Linked DNA regions of Homo sapiens: region 1 is linked to region 2. Evidence: read pairs that join two places in POLR2A ChIA-PET (ENCODE). Cell type or tissue: B cell. All regions are shown on one strand. Links, peaks and the distances in the headings refer to the core of each region. The heading gives the core; the rest is flanking DNA. Region 1 overlaps LMNB1-DT (LMNB1 divergent transcript). Region 2 has its middle 19 kb from the start of SPMIP10.

Evidence for each region. Peaks named below come from ENCODE experiments on the same cell type or tissue, not always from the same donor. Only the 100,000 strongest peaks of a DNase experiment are listed, where the experiment ranks them.
Region 1: POLR2A ChIA-PET joins it to region 2 with 5 read pairs; 5 of 35 experiments call an interaction of 5 or more read pairs at or near these places.

What each region holds. Positions count from the first base shown.
Region 1 is chr5:126,756,505-126,760,899 of GRCh38, forward strand. The region is part of intron 2 of LMNB1-DT (LMNB1 divergent transcript); the gene reads right to left. Among named protein-coding and RNA genes, the nearest start is that of LMNB1-DT, 18 kb to the right of the region's middle. RefSeq lists an enhancer at 2,308-2,377. In B cell, for the core only: no CTCF peak of the experiment used is centred there; a DNase peak (open chromatin) is centred at 2,147.
Region 2 is chr5:126,648,800-126,653,194 of GRCh38, forward strand. No RefSeq gene overlaps it. Among named protein-coding and RNA genes, the nearest start is that of SPMIP10, 19 kb to the left of the region's middle. In B cell, for the core only: no CTCF peak of the experiment used is centred there; no DNase peak of the experiment used is centred there.

The DNA of each region.
Region 1 (4,395 bases), core at 174-4,173, 110 kb after region 2:
CCCAGGATGTGTCTGAGCAGGTCATTGCTGCTGCCAAGAAGGAGGAGAGTCTACAGCTGCCACACTCACCAGCACGTAGGATCGTGCTGTCGTCCCCGCTGCCTTTTTTTTTTTTTTTTTTTCCAGAAATGGAGTCTTGCTCTGTCACCCAGGCTGGAGTGCAGTGGTGTGATCTCCACTCACTGCAACTTGGGCCTCACAGGTTCAAGCAATTCTCGTGATTTAGCCTCCCAAGTAGCTGGGATTACAGGCGTGCACCACCAAGTCTAGCTAATTTTTGTACTTTTAGTAGAGACATGGTTTCACCATATTGGCTGGGCTGGTCTCGAACTCCTGACCTCAAGTGACTTGCTCACCTTGGCCTCCCAAAGTTTTAGGATTACAGGCGTGAGCCACAGCATCCAGCCCTGACTGCCTTTTGAAACTGGGTGTGGCTACCAGAATGGATGCGCCTTTCTTCCATTGCTTTGACTGACTGGCTCCAAAGTCAAAATTCTGGAGCTAGGCATGGTGGCTCACACCTGTAATCCTAGCACTCTGGGAGGCCGAGGCAGCTGGATTGCTTGAACTCAGGAGTTTGAGGCCAGCCTGGGCAACATTTTTTGTCTCTACGAAAAAATAGCTGGATGTGGTGGTGCGGAGGTTGCAGTGAGCCAACATCATGCCACTGCACTTTCCTGCCTGGGCGACAGAGCGAGATCCTGTATAAAAAAAAAAATCTGGAGCTGGTACACCTGATTGGCGACACCTAGGCCTGCAAAAGAAATAGTTGGCTGACATGGGTGGATGGCTTTTTAGCATCTAGAGTGGGAGCAGGACCCTGTTTCTTACTAAGACTCAAATGGTGAGGAATTCCTCAAACGTAGGAAGACAGTTCAGAGGGTGAGCAACCAAAAAATTTGCAAATGTCTCCTGTAGGTAGGAAGCATCTGGTGTTCTGTTCAGATCTGGGTCACAGCATTATTTCATCTAACTTAGAAAACTATTCTAAACTAAAGTTGGTTTGCTTCCCTTTCCTTCTGTTATTAAAAAGATACACTTGGACAATTTATTCTACCAAGTTATTATAGCGAGGTAAAAATTCTGGCATCAAAACCCCATAGTTTTTTATAGTTTGTCTTCTTTTCCAAGTTTACATTGTTGCTTTTGAATACAACTGTGGAGCAAGTCTTTTCATAGTAAGCTTAGCTACAGCTTATCTCTAAGATTCTAATCGGATTCATATTCTAAGCCAATATTTACAGTTTTGAAATTTTCAAAGTTTATTTTCTATTTTCCTATTGCCTTTCCTTTTTTAAGCTGGCACTGTTAAGTTTTTAAAAGTGAGTGGCTTGTATTACTACAAGTTAGAAAAAGAGAAGAAAGAAGTCAGAACAAGAAAGAAGTATAGGGAAAAAACAATGTGTTTTTTTAAAAAAACTGAATCCTAGGTTAGCAAGAGATTTTTTTTTTTTTTTTTTTTTTTTTTAGTGAAACAAACATCAGTTTGTCCAGATAGCATTATTTCTCAGGCAAATAGGAGAATCATATTTCTTGTCTGGTGATAGCTAGTCTATATTTGTTTACTCATTAGAAAGTTCGCTGCTTATTCTGTGAAATCTCAAAATCTTAGTCTGCTTTGCTGATGTCCTATTTATTCTACATCTCTTTAATGAGTGAGGGATTTGAGCTGTCACTACTGTTTCAATTAAATGTCCCCTTTCACCATTTCCTGTGGCTTTATGGTGAAATACCCTACATTTACTGAATAATTTGGCATCTAATTTCTGCCCCCAAATCCTTAAATAAAATTGATGAGAGAGACTCAGTATAGGAATTAGATACCTGTTGATCATTAGACAACTGTCAATTACAAAATGGACTGGATTCCAGAGCTATTTTCCTGGATAGAGAGGAAAAGATGTTTTAGGTAAGATAACAGGGATCAGTGAAGGAGAGAGCATTGCTGATGGAGAGAGGAAGTAATTTGTGTAATCTCGTTTGAGTTTTAGAAATTCATGACTTAAGGTGCTGCTGAAGCCTGTTCTTGCCGCTTCCTAAGAAGGCAAATGTCTCTGGCCTCCTCAAGCCAGAGGGTGCAGAAAGAAACTGGCACTGGCGGCAAAGGGGTGACCAGCCAGATGGTGGGGCATGGAGGCGAGAGTGGGGGTGGGGTGAGGGTGCTAATTAGCTTTTCTTGCCTCACCAGGAGCCAGTGACAAGCAGATGGCTGCACACTTAATGCCACCCTTTTTCTGTCTAGCAGGCAGTAGTGGTTGGTCTTGTGGTCACGTAGAAAGCACGCATTTTTTTTTTTGTCTTCAGAATGTGGATGTGGTGTAGGGACATACAAAGGGAAAATGTAGATTAAAATATTATGTGTATCTAAGAAAAATAGATCTTATCTTCTTCCATTTTTTTGCAATAACTAGGTGCCTGTTTATAGTTTCTTTTTTTTTTTTTTTTGAGACAGAGTCTCACTCTGTCACCCAGGATAGAGTGCAGTGGCGTGATCTTAGCTCACTGCAAGCTCCGCCTCCCGGGTTCACACCATTCTCCTGCCTCAGCCTCCTGATCAGCTGGGACTACAGGCGCCCACCACCACGCCTGGCTAATTTTTTTGTATTTTTAGTAGAGACGGGGTTTCACCGTGTTAGCCAGGATGGTCTCGATCTCCTGACCTCGTGATCCACCCGCCTCAGCCTCCCAAAGTGCTGGGATTACAGGCATGAGCCACCATGCCTGGCCGCCTGTTTATAGTTTCACAACATCAACTGAAAGTGATTTATCCTTTCTATTACAAAAGTCAATTCAAATTAATCAAACTGTTCCAGGGTATGTAAGAAATAATCACTAAAACGATACAACTGGCTATGAAATCCAAACTCAAGCCACAGCATCTTGTGTTTGGAGAGAGGTTGGGTTACTAACAACGCAGGTCTTTCCTTGCACACCCTGTTAGTTTCTGTGTCTTGATCATTTCATAATTTCTCTGGAGCTGACTATAGTAACAGTAACTGAAAGTTTGTTAAATTGAATCAAGTTATAGTAAGTCAATCACTACATACGCTATTCAATATTTGTGTAAATATTGACTCCATGCCAATATAAACATTAGTGAGTATGGCAAGGTAAAACAGTTAACATTTTGAAAATGCAATGTGTAACTAGCACTGATTTTTAGTATAATGCCTTATGGGCTAAATTAAATAGTTGCTTTCAAAATTGAGAAGCAAGGATCCTAATATCTATTTTTGTAGGGGAAGACAAAGGAATAAATATTTACTGAGTACTACCCTTGTGTCAGATACCCTTGGCATACATTTAACATATTCAATTCTTTCAACATCCCTATAAGGTAGATCTTTCTCTGCTTTTTACAGATGAAAAAATGAAGGTTTGCAGATGTTAAGTAACTTGCTAGGGGTCACAAAGGGAGTGACTGAGCAGGATTCTCACGTGGGTATGCCTGACTGTCCTGCTGTCCTGTACTGTCTTACATTTATTTACCTGATCCTCAAAACCTCATTATTCCCTCAAATGCTCCCAGTTTTATCTGTCTAGTGATTGGTAAAATTAGCCCACTCTATCTCCAAAGCATTCTCCACACTTTTTATTGCTCCCAGTCCAAAGGCCAGAATGAGATCTGTAGCCAGATTTTCTTTTTTTTTTCTGAGACGGAGTCTCACTCTGTCCCCCAGGCTGGAGTGCAGTGGCGCGATCTCAACTCACTGCAACCTCCGCCTCCCGGGTTCCAGCAATTCTCCTGCCTCAGCCTCCTGAGTAGCTAGGATTACAGGCGTGTGCCACCACCACCAGCTAATTTTTGTATTTTTATTAGAGATGGGGTTTCACCACCTTGGTCAGGCTGGTCTCAAACTCCTGACCTCAAGTGATCCACCCCCCCTTGGCCTCTCAAAGTGCTGGGATTACAGGCGTGAGCCACTGCGCCCGGCCCGATTTTCTTTCTTTCTTTTTTTTCTGAGACGGAGTTTCGTTCTGTCCCCGAGGCTGGAGTACAGTGGCGCAATCTTGGTTCACTGCAACCTCTGCCTCCCAGGTTCAAGCAATTCTCTGCCTCAGCCTCCCGAGTAGCTGGGATTACAGGTGCCCGCCACCATGCCCCACTAAGTTTTGTACTTTTAGTACAGACAGTGTTTCACCATCTTGGCCAGGCTGGTCTTGAACTCCTGACCTCTTGATTCACCCGCCTTGGCCTCCCAACCAGATTTTCAATGGCTTAACTTTCCTACATTCAGATCATTTTTGGACTTTAAAAGACAAAGGGAAGTGAAATGGTGTATTGCCCGTGATCTATCACGGAGCAATAATTCTGTTCCTTATTATTATTATTTTTTTTTTGAGACGGGGTCTCGCTCTGTCACCCAGGCTGGAGTGCAGTGGCACGATCTTGGC
Region 2 (4,395 bases), core at 211-4,210:
TCTCATAACTTTCAAAATCTATTTTCTTCCTCACACCTGATGCATATACTTTCTGCGCCACCACCCCACTTCTTCAGCTGTACTCACTCTTTGTTGAGTCTCCCACAATTACCATGTTCCTGGCCCGGACTTCTATCCAGCCTCCCACATTATTCCGGATACCACACCTGACCCCCATGACTGTATCTCTCTGATCCACCTGGCATTCACCCCATTTCCCCATATTTCCTTCTTTCCTGTTCCTCACCCTGATCACACTTGGTTTATTGATGGCAATTCCACCAGGCCTAATTGCCACACACCAGCAAAGGCAGGCTATGCTATAGTATCTTCCACATCTATCGTTGAGGCTACCGCTCTGCCCCACTCCACTACCTCTCAGCAAGCCAAACTCATTGCCTTAACTCGAGCCCTCACCCTTGCAAAAGGACTGTGTGTCAATATTTACACTGACTCTCTTTTCGGACTCTGCCCACTTACACCCAAGTGAAATAAACAGACTTGTTGCTCACACAAAGCCTGTTGGTGGACTCTCTTCACACAGACTCGCATAACATAGAAAACATAAGTACGGACCAAAGAATTAGAAGAAATACTAGACTAATTCTCTCTTCTTATTTGGCACGTACTGAAACCTAAGTAAAGGTATATGAGAAGAGATAAACAGTGAGCTATAATTTACATAACTGTGCCATTCTGTAACCCAATTCAGTCCAAGACTTGAGAAATAACTGGGAGTACCTCACAGAGGAGTTATTTTATACATTTAAGGAACAAAAAGCTGGTAGTCCTGAATTTCTAAAAGCTATTTAGGATAAGTAGATTTTTACTTCTTATAATCCCCTAATACTACCTTACCACTAAAATAGACCAGAGCCAATTAAGCCACTTCTCTTTAAGAGGAAGCAGTATCGGCACTCTGTGTCTATTAAGAATCTTTCCAGGGCCAGGCACGGTGGCTCACACCAGTAATCCCAGCACTTTAGGAGGCTGAGGAGGACGGATCACCTGAGGTCAGGAGTTTGAGAACAGCCTGACCAACATAGAGAAACCCTGTCTACTAAAAATACAAAATTAGCCAGGCATGGTGACACACATCTGTAATCGCAGCTACTCGGGAGGCTGAGGCAGGAGAATTGATTGAACCCGGGAGGTGGAGGTTGCAGTGAGCAGAGATTGCACCATTGCACTCTAACCTGGGCAATGAGGAAAATTCTGTCTCAAAAAAAAAAGAATATTTCCATTATTTTCCCTTCCACTGAAAGGGCTAAAGGTAAATTTAGCTGGTAATAGAATAATTTCCAGCAAGGTCTTCGAGTAAAATTTTGAGGTATTTCTTATGTTTATACCACTCAACTAGAATTCAAAATCCAAGGTAATTACTGAGACCAGATTTCCTAGGAATGAGGAATGGGAATGTTGCAGGGCATCCTAAAGGGGCTACACCCTCTATGAACAGATACCTTGCACTCCAGGAGCTCATTAGAGTAAAATTTTTGTACATTTCCAGAATTAAATGGGAAAAAAAAGAAGGTGAACACAAGAGTTGAACTGAACAATGCACAGTGCTTTGTTCTGGCCCCACGAAAACATCTGAATATATCATTTGCATCTAATCGTGCTGTGAAAGTTATCAGGAAGAAAAATGGAGTACCTAATGTTAAAAATAAAACCCTGATAAATAGAGCCAGGGATGGCTGTGAAGAGAGGATTTTCATGTTTATATGCCTGATAACAAAAACTATCACAAAAGGCTCTGCAAAAACCAACCTCCATTGCAAACTTACACAAAAAAAAACTTCTGCAAGGACATCTGCCTAGTAACTCCTTGTCCAATTTCAGACTGATGTCACCCTTGTTATTGATCTCTGTAGCCAAGAATAATTATTTCAAAACAGTTATGCAATCCTCTTCATTAAAAACAAAACAAAACAAAAAAACCTTTGTCTTGCTTTACTTCTCTGAATACATACATACTATGGCATGTGTATTCTCATTGCAGTGCTCTAGTCCCAAGTAAATATCATTTTCTTTTGGAGCGCCTCTCTCTATGTGTTATTTAAATTGACATGGTGTCAGAAATGGGACCTGAAAAAGATCACTATTGGAAGACGATGGCAATTCTTGGAATTGGAGTGCAGTAGTCAATTGAGCCCTTTGAGCTCTCTGCTTCCATGGCTAGCCTTTTCTGCGCTGAGTCTACTCTCAGGCCAGGCCTCCCTCTTTTTGGTAGAACCTCTTAACTTTGTTTGGGATCTGATTTGAACAAGCCCATCTTAATGGCAAACCATCCATCCCTCCTGAGATGATAAAAGACTTTTTGTCTTTTATGGTAACTTATTTCTTGTATAAGAATGTATATCCTTCTAGACTGAGTACTCTGGAGTCTACAGAATTGACATTCTGCCTGTGAGGCATGTCTTTTCTGGTTAATTTATTTTTGGTTTGGTTTGCACGCCTAGTTAAATATTTAACCTGCACTCCTGGGTTAAAATTTTTGTGAGCTTTCTTATCTTGGTTTCTTTTTATTTAGTTTAACTCTTTTCCCTTGATTATTGCTAAAAATCTTTCAGGAACAAAATTAATTGTTCTGGATGGTGGGCACAGGATGGCTAATTAAAAGCCAGTGGGGCATTCATCACCATCTAAAAGACTGGTTTAAACTTCTACCATTTCCTGACAGGATTTATAGAATTTTCTTTGCTCTTGAGATATTAATAAGAAATGGAAAAGGATTTTCAAGCAATAAGGCATGCCAGGTTTTTTGGGACTCCAGAGAGCTACAAATTATAGCCCATTTTTAAACTGATGCACATTTTTAAATTGATGAACAAAATTACATCAAGAAAGATTCAGGCCAGGCACGGTGGCTCATGCCTATAATCCCAGCACTTTGGGAGTACAAGGCAGGCGGATCACCAAAGGTCAGGAGTTTGAGACCAGCCTGGCCAACATAGGGAAACCCCATCTCTACTAAAAATACAAAGAATTAGCTGGGCATGGTGGCACGTGCCTGTAGTCCCAGCTACTCGGAGGCTGAGGCAGGAGAATCACTTGAACCTGGGAGGTGGAGGCTGCAGTGAGCCAAGATCGTGCCACTGCACTCCATCCTGGGGGACAGAGCCAGATTCTGTCAAAAAAAAGAAAAAGAAAGGAAAGGAAGGAAGGAAGGAAGGAAGGAAGGAAGGAAGGAAGGAAGGAAGGAAGGAAGGTTGGTTCAGAGCTCAAATGGTGATTATTCAAACTATCAAAAAAAAAATTTCACAACTATAGAGCCAGCGTGTAGTCTTCTAAGTTCTCCATCTTTCTATTTTTTTTTTCTCCCTACTTTACTTTCAATCTGCTGACAAATCTACTGGCCTTGAGATAAAACTCACTGCTTATGGCATTCCAGCCATGATTTTTTTTTTTTAAGTCTCAGAATTTCAAATTTCTTAATTTTCAAAAGGCCTTCAAATTAATGACTTTACAAATTACAACAGCTTCATGGTAACCAACAACTTAGATAGCTTTAGGAAATATAAATTTAAGTTTTCCTAACAATTGATTACAATGATAGAACACTTAATTGAAAAACTAATAATTTAAAAGAAAAAGAACTAGGTAAGTGTTTATAAAAGGCTGTCATATCAAACAGGTCAATACTTTAAAGCTTAGAAAAATAATATCAGGAATCTCTGCTTGGCATAAAAATTTTACTTTTTCTGCCATACAGAGGCCAAAAAGAAACAACTGGGAAAAAAATGATAAAACTGATTGCTGAACAAAAATATGTTTGTTCTTGGCTTCTTAACCTTTATAGAAAGACTAAATATATTTGATTTATTAATAAACATTTTAAAAATTACAGCCTGGGCAACAAAGCATGACCTTGTCTCTACAAAAAATAAATCAGTAAATAACCAGTTATGGTGACACGCACCTATAGTCTCAGCTGCTCATGAGGCATTACAGGCATGAGCCACTGCACCTGGCCATTTTTTGTTGTGTTGTTGTTTGCTTTTTTTTTTTTTTTTGAGACAGAGTCTCGCTGTGTCGCACAGGCTGGAGTGCAGTGGTGCGATACCGGCTTACTGCAACCTCCACCTCCTGGGTTCAAGCAATTCTCCTGCCTCAGCCTCCCAAGTAGCTGGGATTACAGACACATGCCACCCTGCCTGGCTAGTTTTTTGTTTGTTTGTTTGTTTGTTTTTGTATTTTTAGTAAAGACGGGGTTTCACCATGTTGGCCAGGCTGGTCTTGAACTCCTGACCTCAAGTGATTCGCTTGCCTCGGCCTCCCAGAGTGCTTGGATTACATACGTGAGCCACTATGTCTGGCCCTCTTACCCTTTTTAATGCTATATTTTTCATTTGGCAGGATAATGATATTATTGAAATCTCATAATCAGAAGCT